Linked DNA regions of Homo sapiens: region 1 is linked to region 2. Evidence: chromatin contacts called from ENCODE POLR2A ChIA-PET data. All regions are on one chromosome and are shown on one strand. The core of a region is the stretch at or near the end of the contact, and the rest is flanking DNA. Distances in the headings are between cores, read along the strand shown.

Region 1 (5,321 bases), core at 2,255-4,754, 4.9 Mb before region 2:
AAGTACAAAAAAAAAAAAAAATTAGCCTGGCATGGCGGTGTGCACCTGTATCCCAGCTGCTTGGGAGGCTGAGGCAGGAGAATTGCCTGAAGCTGGGAGGTGGAGGTTTCAGCGAGCTAAGATTGCACCATTGCACTCCATCCAGCCTGGGCGACAGTGCAAGACTCCATCTCAAAAGAAAAAAAATTTTTTTTTTTTTTTTTTTTTTTTTTGTAGAGACAGGGTCTCACTATGTTACCCAGGCTGGTCTTCAACTCCTGGGCCCAAATGATCCTCCTGCCTGGGCTTCCCAAATCACTGGGTTTACAAAATGGAGCCACCACACCTGGCCCAAATCTGTCCTATAAATCAGCATTTTTTTTTTTTTTTGAGATGGACTTTTGCTCTTGTTGCCCAGGCTGGAGTGCAATGGCACGATCTCGGCTCACTGCAACCTCTGCCTTCCGGGTTCAGGCGATTCTCCTGTCTCAGTCTCCTGAGTAGCTGGAATTACAGGCGCCCACCACCATGCCTAATTTCCATATTTTTAGTAGAGTTGGGGTTTCGCCATGTTGGCCAGGCTGGTCTCGAATTCCTGAACCTCAGGTGATCCGCCCGCCTCGACCTTCCAAAGTGCTGGGATTACAGGCATGAGCCACTGCGCCTGGCCTTAAATCAGCAGTTTTCAGACCAGACTATGCAGACCTCTGGTGGTACACAGAAGTGATGAATCCACAGGATAAAACACAATGCAGCTTTCTGGAATGTCAGTTTTATTCAATGGAAATATAAGGCAGAATTTTCTTTTTCTTTTTTTTTTTTTGAGATGGAGTCTCGCTCTGTCGCCCAGGCTGGAGTGCAGTGGCGCAATCTCGCCTCATTGCAAGCTCCGCCTCCTGGGTTCACGCCATTCTCCTGCCTCAGCCTCCCGAGTAGCTGGGACTACAGGTGCCTGCCACCGGGCCTGGCTAATTTTTTGTATTTTTTAGTAGAGACGGGGTTTCACCACGTTAGCCAGGATGGTCTCGATCTCCTCACCTTGTAATCTGCCCACCTCGGCCTCCCAAAGTGCTGAGATTACAGGCGTGAGCCACCGCGCCCGGCCTGTAAGGCAGAATTTTCAACATCAAATCGCAGTCATTAAGAACACGTTCTCTGGAGCCAGACTTCCTAGCCCCATCACCTACTGGCTGTATGACATTAGCAAGTTACTTAACCTTTTTGGGTCTCAGTTTCCTCAAGCCTTATGGGTTTGAGAATCTATGTAAAGTATTTAGACTAGAACCTGACATACATTCAGTGCTATTGAAGCATTAGCTATTTTTATTAAAACATGGATATACTGTAAAGTACAAAGTAAACTAATGTGGGCTGGGCATGATGGCTCACGCCTGTAATCCCAGCACTTTGGGAGGCCAAGATGGGCAGATCACCTGAGGCCAGGACTTCAAGACCAGCCTGGCCAACATGGCAAAATCCCACCTCTACTAAAAACACAAAAATTAGGCAGGTGTGGTGTTGTGCACCTGTAATCCCAGCTACTCAGGAGGCTGAGGCATGAGAATCACTTGAACCCGGGAAGTGGAGGTTACAGTGAGCTGAGATTGTGCCACTGCACTCCAGCCTGGGAAACAGAGCGAGACCCTGTGTCAAAAACAAAAACAAGCCAGGCGCGGTGGTTCACACCTGTAATCCCAGCACTTTGGGAGGCTGAGGCGGGCGGATCACCTGAGGTCGGGAGTTTGAGAACAGCCTGACCAACATGGAGAAACCCCGTCTCTACCAAAAATACAAAATTAGCCGGGCATGTTGGCACATGCCTGTAATCCCAGCTACTCAGGAGGCTGAGGCAGGAGAATCGCTTGAACCCGGGAGGCAGAGGCTGTGGTGAGCCGAGATCGTCCCATTGCACTCCAGCCTGGGCAACAAGAGCAAAACTCCATCTCAAACAAACAAAACAAACTAATGTGAATTTAAGATTGAAGGCTTTGAAAAAAATGTCACCTGCAGCCCGGTCCCAGCCCACCAGGGATTTGCTTTCACCTTCTCTTGCCAGCAAGAATACTTACATCTGATTTTCAATACCAGAGAATCCAGGTGTCTTCATGTTCTTCCAGTTTCCTGGGCCATTCTCACTCCATGTATACATTAGTCTCCCCACACAACCTCCCACCTGTCAGGCAATCCCCCTACCCCCATTCTTATCCAGACATTTGTCTTCCCACATCTTATATTACAAATATATGTAAACTATAGAAAACCCAGAAAATGTCACATTTCTTTAGTTTAAAAAGAGATAAGATTTTGGCAGGTAATGTATTTAAGGTAATTAAGATAGAGAGAACTGTAAAGTAGGCTATGTTCCAGAAGGGTGAGTCTAGTTTGGCTTGAGAATAACTGAAGATGAGGTTGGAAAAATAGGTTCAATTCAGATCACTTGATGATCCTGAATGTTACACACAGTAAAGAATTTGGACTTGATTTCAACTCTCTAAGCCTGTTTCATCTGTACAATTAGGAAAATTACTATGTTGTGAGGATTAATGGAGAGAAGCAAACACATGGGAGAGATATCCTGTGACAAATGGAGCAGATGTTATTAGGAGTTGGAGACACAGATTCTTTTCCTTAGTGTAAACTATCCCCACCTCTCAGGGTGGCCTGAAATTCAGTCTCTCATTTATCTTATTTTTCTGTAATGCACATCTTAACCACCAGAGAGAGCCTGATACAAAGGAATCTCAACTCCAAGTACAACAGAGAAATTAAGCTGGGCATAAGATGTGGAATCCTGGATACAACTGCAGCGATTCTCAATGGTAGGGTAGGGAATGGATCCCAGTGCCTCCTCTATGGGCCTTCTTAGACCCATCCCAAGGAGAGGGGGTGGGGCATGCTGCCACAACCTAGAATTTAGCAGCTAGCCAGATGTAAGGTCACCAGGAAAGAGGTGAGGTGGGTAAGGATGAGGGCCAGATCTAGTTTAGGGACCTGAATTTCTGTATCTCAAGCAAAAGAGACTCTCAACTCTGCTCATAAGCCACCAGGCCCAACTCCTTCCTGGGCTACCCCATGGCAGGCCAGGTCATCTAGCTGGCCCGGGAACTTTAGAAAATTTCTAAAGAGCAGGGGGTGCATCGTGGGGAAGGAGGAAGGGGAGAGAGTGGCATATCTAAGAGCTGTCTTTAGGGTGACATCCACATGGCATCAAGACCTCAGCCTTTAGGTCTATCAGAAAGGGCAGTGGGACCTAGCTTCTCCAATCATGATTCACTAGCCTGGCATCTTACAGCATTTTTACAAAACCTCCTTTGCTTTCTTGGATTTTTGTTACGAATGTTAAAATGAAAGCCTAGGGACATTGAACAATTTACCTGAGGTCGAAGAGCAGCAGCCAAGGGCAGAAGTGGGCCTGTAGGCAATAGGAGTGGCTCTGAGGGGCTGAGGAAAGGGAAGGCAAGCAGGTAGAGCAACAGCCTGCTTGTCAAGCTGCAAGCATTGGCTCTTGGCCAGGCCTCATACCCACTCCTCCAGGGCCAGCTCTGCTGCCAGGCCCCAGGCTGCCAGCCCTACCTCCACACTCCCACCCCAGTCCCCTGAGAGCCCATCACCTTGGCAACAGCCAGAGAAAGGCCCAGCTAAAATATTTATGGCTCAAAACAGCCTAGAGGCTTGGGAGGGGGGAAGAGGGAAAGGCTGATGTCATCCCTTCTCAGCTTACAGGGGAGGTGACTGACATACAGGGCAGCTGGGTGGGTGGGCCAAGCCCAACAAGTCAGGGCTCTCAAAGGAAGATCCCAAGGGCCATAAGTGGTAACAGGAGGAGGACGAAGACTGTGACAGGTGACAGGACTGGATAAGACCCACAAGCCTGGGAAAAAAGGAGGAAGGAAACTTAAAGGTTGAGCAGTATTGTGTCTAGACCCCATGCCAGGCATTTCAAACACATCATTTGCTTCTCAGATCCCATTCAGTACGTAGCAATTCTTTTTTTTTTTTTTTGAGATGGAGTCTTGCTCTGTGGTCCAGGCTGGAGTGCAATGGCGCGATCTCGGCTCACTGCAAGCTCCGCCTCCTGGGTTCACACCATTCTCCTGCCTCGGCCTCCTGAGTAGCTGGGACTAGGGGCGCCCACCACCACGCCCGGCTAATTTTTTGTATTTTTAGTAGAGATGCGGTTTCACCATGTTAGCCAGGATGGTCTCGATCTCCTGACCTCGTGATCTGCCCACCTCGGCCTCCCAAAGTGCTAGGATTACAGGCGTGAGCCACCGCACCTGGCCAGTAGGTAGCAATTCTTATCCTACTTTGATGGAGTAAACAGGCCCTACAGCTCTTCTTAAAGCAAAAAAAAAAAAAAAAAAAAAAAAAAAAATTAAAACAAGCTCTGGAAATATGCAAATGATGAGCTGGGATTTGAATTCAGATCTGTTTGGCTTCAGCCCTGTAAGCTTTCCTATAAAATTCTGTGGCTCCCGAGTAGAAATCCTAGCAGACTGAAGGTATAGCGATCTAGGAACCTAACACCAGCTCCTCAGTCAGTGACTCAGGTTCTGTGCCTCCATTTATATATGATGAAGATGCCATCTGATTCCCTAATTCCCCACCCCAAACTCCTCCCTTGTCAGCCCTGGACTCAGAGCATCCAATGTAAACAACAGGGTGACAAACTCATCGAGGCTGGCCTGTGACTTTTCTAGTTTTAGCACTGGATAGTCCCATATCCCAGAAACTCTCTCTTGGGTAAACCTAGATGATCTGTCATCCTAGACGAACCCCTCATGCAAACATAATGCTTTAATATTTCAAAGCACTTGTGGCTGTGAGAGGTACAAACAGGTCAAAAGAATAGGCCATGAAGTCTGATAGTATAGACCATGAAGTCTTTTTCTAACCATAGGCAAATTTTTTATCCTCCTTGAGTCTCAGTTTTTCTTATTTTCCTGGTACATACTAAGAAATCAGTAAATTATTAGCTGTTATTTACAGTAATCAACAATGATGACAGAAACAGGCTCAGAGATTAAATAGCTTGCCCAGTGTAAATCAACTGACTTTAAGGAATCCCTTTCCATTATACTTCTGTTCCTGCTAAGGATGAATCCAAGCTCACTAGAATGCCCCAGGCACAGTTAAAATGCAGATAGGCTCTATTCTCTCCCTAAACTCAGTCCTTCCCCTTGTTCCTTTGTTAGGATAAATAACCAGAAGGCATTAGGGAAGAGTACAGTATCAGAGGTCCCTAGCCTCTCAGGAAGCTGAGTATAAATCAACCTAGAAATAGGCCAGAGGAAACCAGAAGCCTATCAAAGGCTGACTTTCCAATCCTTCAAGGGAAAATG
Region 2 (5,830 bases), core at 3,116-5,615:
GAGGAGAGCCTCACTGTAACTCAGCTCACCACTGGCATCTCCTGCAATTGTTTACCCATGTTCCTGACCCAGAATGCCTGGCAGAGGCCCGGGAGCCCATAAAGCAGGTATTCATCTTGTCTCCTGACCAGGGACACAAAAGGCTTCTTTTGTCCCTTTATATCTTATAGCTTTTTTTGGTTTTGGTCTTTGCAAGGCGAATCCTGCCATCTCCTCTGTAGATTAAGTCTGTGAATAGGGGAGATGGGGTCACTGCCCACTTCACATGCATGGATATCAGACCCAGCAACTGGTTTCCTATAAAAATGACACTAGAAGGTGCCTCTCTCACTTCTCAAAAGAAGAGAAGAACAAATAGCCTAAAGGTCACCTTGAAACTGTCTCAAGAAGCCCAGATAGGACTCTAAAAAGGAAGCGATGACCTTTTTCTCTTTGGGAAAATAGCAGACTGACTGCAGAACAGTGGGAGGGAGGTCAGCTGGGGACTGGGAGGAAGGCTTCAGGTAGGACATGTGTCTCTAGGAGTGCCAAGGCACTTAGAGGGCTTAGTTGGTCAGATTGCCCAGACTTCATTCAGCTGAGCACCCTCGAAGTTTGCCTTTCCTCTCCTTCCAAGCCAGCCCCATGGCGTCCAGCCCTGGTACAAAGGAAAGACGTAGTCAGAAGCCCTGGGTTCTGCTCCTGATGCTGCCTCTCAGTACCTGTGTGACCATGAACCTTGAGGTTCATGCACCTCATTCTCTGAACCTGACTTGCCTCATCCTTAAGACCAACGTAGAGGCTGAACGTGGGAATGCCTGGTAGAGTGCCCAGCTCACTGTAGTAACTTTCAGGGCCGTGCAGATTCTTCCCCTTTTGGGAGGTCTTCCCAGCCCACAGCAGTCACTTTCTCTTTCTCTCCCAAACCCTTTTCCCTTATTGTTTATCCATAACAGTGGCATTAGGCCTTGCCTGCCCTGTGACATCTCCTGTGTTGAACGGGTGTGTGTGTTTTAATAATAGTTGCCACTTAGTATCTACAGAGTAGTGTCAGGCACTTTATAAAAGCAATCTTATTTAATCCCTACTCAAATCACATGAGATAAAAGCTGTCTCTGTTTTGCAGATGAGGAAATGGCTCAGAGAGGTTATCTTCAGTGATGTCAAATTGCTATTTATTGTCTGTTCGAGTCTTGGCATAGCCTGCTAGAGGGGTGCAGCTGCATCTCCTGCCTCTGGCATTCCCGCAGCAGATGCACATGGCCCTGCACTGAGAAGCGCCCAGCTCACTGCACCTGCACTCAGGAATTGTAGGACTCCCTCTAGGAGTTGGGCACATGTCGTTGGTGGGAGCCCTGTCCCTGCCTTGAGAAAGCTGTAGGTGTTCTGTGTCCAGCTGTGCACCTGTCCTTTGTTTTTGTGAGTCTTCTTGGATGCACCTGAATCCTGCATTCAGGAGGCCTATCCCTTGTTCTCTGCTAGCAACCCTGCCTGCTATCTCTCTTCCGGTGCCCTCTCAGCCATCAGACCAGAGCTTGCTTCTTCCCTGCTTGGGCAGGGAAGTGCCAGGTAAAGGGTGGTCTCCTTTAGCCACAAGGGGTGGCTGACCTTATGACCTCCCGCCTCTGAGCAGAAAGGTGACAGGCTGCTTTTGGTTACCCTCAGGGCCCAGCAGAGTCCCCTGAGAGGCAGCCTCTGTTGGGAGCAGGTGGCACAACTTTGTTTAGCTCTACAAGGCAGGAGGAGTTTAATAGTACTTCTCATTAGCACTGAAATTTGTTTCCAAAGCACTTGTGTGTACAATATTTAATTTAGATCTTCTCAGTGGTCCTGTGGGTTAGAATAGCATGTGGTATTGATGTGTTCATCATTTTACATCTAAGGAAATTGAGCCTTCGGTTGTGACCTGCCTGAGGTCACTTAGCATGCCTGGGACTAATCACTCAAGGCCAAACTCTCTCCTGCCAGGCCAACATGCTGGGTTCTTGTTGGATCAAGGGGGATGAGAGATTTAAAGGGGCTTTGAGGAGAGTCAATGACCAGACACATCCACATTGGTAACCTGGATTGTTGTCAGGAGGGACACCTGTTCCTCCTGTAGGCAGGAAGGGCTAAAGGGTCTGGGTGGTCTGGAGCCTTGACAGCTTTGGCTCAGCTCCAAGTTCTTTTCTACAACTTGAACATACCTGTATTTGCATGAAGGAGGATGAGGGCCAGAGTTGCACTGGGGACTGACATTCTCATAGCCCTTATCTGTGGAGCAGCAAATCTTTGAAATGGAGGACTTGTCCTTTCCCCCAGAATGTTGCATGCCCTCTGGGAGAGAAAAGGAGAGGCAGAGAAATGATTACAATGGAAAACATGTAGGATGGGGTGAAAGGTTAAGATACCTGAGATCTAGTCTCAGCTCTCTGTTGCCCAGCTGTGTGACTTTAGGCAAGGCATAACCTCTCTGAGCCCCTGTTTTCTTTTTTCTTTTTTTTTTTGATACAAGAGTTTCGCTCTTTTTGCCCAGGCTGGAGTGCAATAGTGCAATCTCAGCTCACTGCAACCTCTGCCTCTTGGGTTCAAGCAATTCTCCTGCCTCAGCCTCCTGAGTAGTGGGGATTACAGGCATGTGCCACCACACCTGGCTAATTTTGTATTTTTAGTAGGGATGGGGTTTTGCCGTGTTGGTCAGGCTTGTCTTGAACTCCTGACCTTAGCTGATCCTCCCACCTTGGCCTCCCAAAGTGCTGGATTACAGGCGTAAGCCACTGCTCCTGGCCTGAGCCCGTTTTCTAATTGATAATATAGATACTTAATTTTTCATTTTGTTTTGTTTTGTTTTTTTAGAGATGGGGGATGGGGATCTTCCAATTTTGTTGTCCAGGCTGGTTTTGAATCCCTGGCCTCAAATGATCCTCCCGCCTCAGTCTCCTGAGTAGCTGGGATTATAGGGATGAGCCATCACACCTGACTCCCTATTATTTTATTTTTATTTATTTTTTTGAGATGGAGTCTCACTCTGTCGCCCAGGCTGGAGTGCAGTGAGGCGATCTCGGCTCACAGCAACCTCCGCCTCCAGGTTCAAGTGATTCTCCTACTTCAACCTCCCAAGTAGCTGGGACTACAGGCATGCGCCACCACCCCCAGCTAATTTTTGTATTTTTTTCTTTTCTTTTTTTTTTTTTTTTTTTTTTGAGACAGAGTCTCGCTCTTTTGCACAGGCTGGAGTGCAGAGGCATGATCTCAGCTCACTGCAACCTCCGCCTCCCGGGTTCAAGTGATTCTTCTGCCTCAGCCTCCTGAGTAGCTGGGATTACAGGCACCAACCATCATGCCTGGCTAATTTTTTGGTTTTTTTGTTTGTTTGTTTGTTTGTTTGTTTTTAGTAGAGACAGGGTTTCACCATATTGGCCAGGCTGGTCTCGAACTCCTGACCTCAGGTGATCTGCCCGCCTCAGCCTCCCAAAGTCCTGATATTACAGGCATGAGCCACCGCGCCCGGCCTAATTTTTGTATTTTTAGTAGAGATGGGTTTTCGCCATGTTGGCCAGGCTGGTCTTGAACTCCTGACCTCAGGCGATCTGCCCGTCCCGGCCCCCCAAAGTGCTGGGATTACAGACATGAGCCACTGCACCCGTCCGGTAATTGGTGATATATTTGTTAAATACTTGTTAATTAGCTGCCACTTATTAATTTTTTATTTTGTTTATTTTTGAGACAGGATTTCGCTCTGTCTCCCAGGCTGGAGTGCAGTGGCGCAAAGACGGCTCACTGCAGCTTCAACCTCCCTGGCTCCAGGCAATCCCCCCACCTCAGCCTCCTGAGTAGCTGGGACCACAGGTACAGGTCACCACATCCAGCTAAGCTGCCACTTATTCATATCTAGTTTAGAGGTTGTGAAAGGTACTTGCACAGCTAGAAAACATTGGGGTTTAAGCCCAGATTTGTCTGACTTCAGAGCCTGTGTTCTTTTCATCCTCATGCCCTGATTCCAAGGGCCTTTTCAGTTTAGAAATTCAATTTTTCCCATAATCATTTTGAATTGGGGGAGATTTAAAGACTTTAGTATTTTGAGCCTTGGCTGCTTTCTGTGGATCACTTCTTGGGTTTGGGGAAAAAGCTGACCCACTCCAAGTCCCACTGTGAAGCAAATAACCTTTCTCAGAGGTGGCAGCATGCAGAAAAATACAGGAGTGACGGGGAACTAGAGCTGGGGGCCTGAGGCTGTCTCTGGGAATGCCAGCCCATACACAGCCTCCTTTCCTCCTCACCGCCTCTCCCACCTGCCCCCTTTCCTCCTGAGGCAGGGAGAGAAGGCTCGCTCAGCACACCCAGGACCTGGGTTATTCCTGAGTCATCCATCGCCTGTGTGGGCCTCATTTTGCAGCACTCGCTCCCCCTGCAAATGTCTGAGTCAGGCATGTCTCCCCAAGGTTGTCTGCACACACTGCACTGGGCCAAACTGTCTCTTTAGATGCCGATAAACATCAACTGATACTTTAAAGCAGCCCGTGATTATATGTTGGTATTTTAATCTTATGGGCTAATCTAATTTTAACTGAACTAAGTTTTGGGTTGGGCCTGGATCAGTGGGCTGCCCGCCTTCCCTGGGATCATGCTGACTTCATTTTCTTCCCCCTAAAGCTCATCTAATATACAGAGCCGATTTTGGGGTCTATTAGGCCAGACCTGAGCCCTGAGTTTTTATACTACTTGCCAAGAATCCAGAGTTCCCCCCAAATTACCCCAGCAAATTCTTTCCTGAAAAGATATGTCCTTAAGCAGTTCTAACTGAGATTCAGGATGAAAAGCTCTGTTCCTTCCCAGGCCCCCTTCCCTGTCCCTTGGGAAGCACTTACCCCTAAGCCCAGACTGGCCTTGCCACAGTGCTGAGCCTGTTTGAGACCAGGCCACAGAAGGCGGAGGAGTGATATCACAGCTGTGTGTTAGAGCCCACAAGTTCACTAAACCAATAAATAGCTAACACTTGCATAGCATTTGCTGTATGCCAAGTGAAGCTGGAAGAGGCTGTGTCTTTGCATCAGCCAGCCAGGACCAAGAGCAGCTCGCTAAGATCCTGGGTGGAAGAGGCAGGTCAGCTGAAATCAGCTAGCAGGCATTTAGCATATGGCCATCAAGGAACAAAAGAAGAGTAAACCCAGGCCCTGCTCTTTAGGAGCTTCCAGCCTGCCAGGGCTGGGCGGACTCCTGGCAGAGGCAAAGTACAGAGGGAGCAAGCAGTCCCTGAGGACTGGGGTGTTTAGAGAAAGCCTCTCAAAGGAGGTGGAACATTAGTCTGAGTCTTGAAGGATGGAAAGGAATTAGATAAGCAGGCTATACTTAGTACCAATTTCCATAAGAATGTAAGCCTCTTGAGGACAGGGACTTTGTTTGTTCACTTTCTTTTTTTTTTTTTTTTTCCTTTTTCCTTTTTTTTTGAGATGGAGTCTTGCTCTTCGCCTGGGTTGGAGTGCCAGAGTGCAGTGGCGAGATCTCAGCTCACTGCAACTTCTGCCTCCCAGGTTCAAGCAATTCTGCCTCAGCCTCCAGAGTAGCTGCAGGTTCAAGCAATTCTCCTGCCTCAGCCTCCAGAGTAGCTGGGATTACAGGCTTACATCACCACGCCCAGCTAATTTTTTGTGTTTTTAGTAGAGACGGGGTTTTGCTATGCTGGCCAGTCTGGTCTAGAACTCCTGACCTCAGGTGATCCACCCACCTTGGCCTCCCAAAGTGCGGAGATTAAAGGCGTGAGCCACCACGCCTGGCCTGTTCACTTTCTTATCTGTGCCTGGCACAGAGTAAAGGCTCCATAAATATTTGGGGAAGGAATACATGAATGAATATGTGATTGACTTCAGTGTAA

Evidence for each region. ChIA-PET counts read pairs that join two places held with the same protein, here RNA polymerase II (POLR2A).
Region 1: POLR2A ChIA-PET joins it to region 2 with 17 read pairs in activated T-cell. The contact joins two enhancer-like sites. POLR2A ChIA-PET finds 5 or more read pairs at or near these places in 2 of 52 experiments (GM10248 and activated T-cell).

Annotation. Positions count from the first base shown.
Region 1 is chr1:32,060,959-32,066,279 of GRCh38, reverse strand. No RefSeq gene overlaps it. Among named protein-coding and RNA genes, the nearest start is that of TMEM39B, 9.3 kb to the left of the region's middle. RefSeq lists a silencer at 2,578-2,872 and enhancers at 3,518-3,812, 4,827-5,321. Within about 2 kb of position 3,504, at least 23 of the 41 ENCODE cell types and tissues checked have a DNase peak (open chromatin) inside an H3K27ac peak, as active enhancers do.
Region 2 is chr1:27,144,631-27,150,460 of GRCh38, reverse strand. All of the region lies in intron 1 of SLC9A1 (solute carrier family 9 member A1), which reads left to right. Among named protein-coding and RNA genes, the nearest start is that of SLC9A1, 7.6 kb to the left of the region's middle. Within about 2 kb of position 4,365, at least 13 of the 41 ENCODE cell types and tissues checked have a DNase peak (open chromatin) inside an H3K27ac peak, as active enhancers do.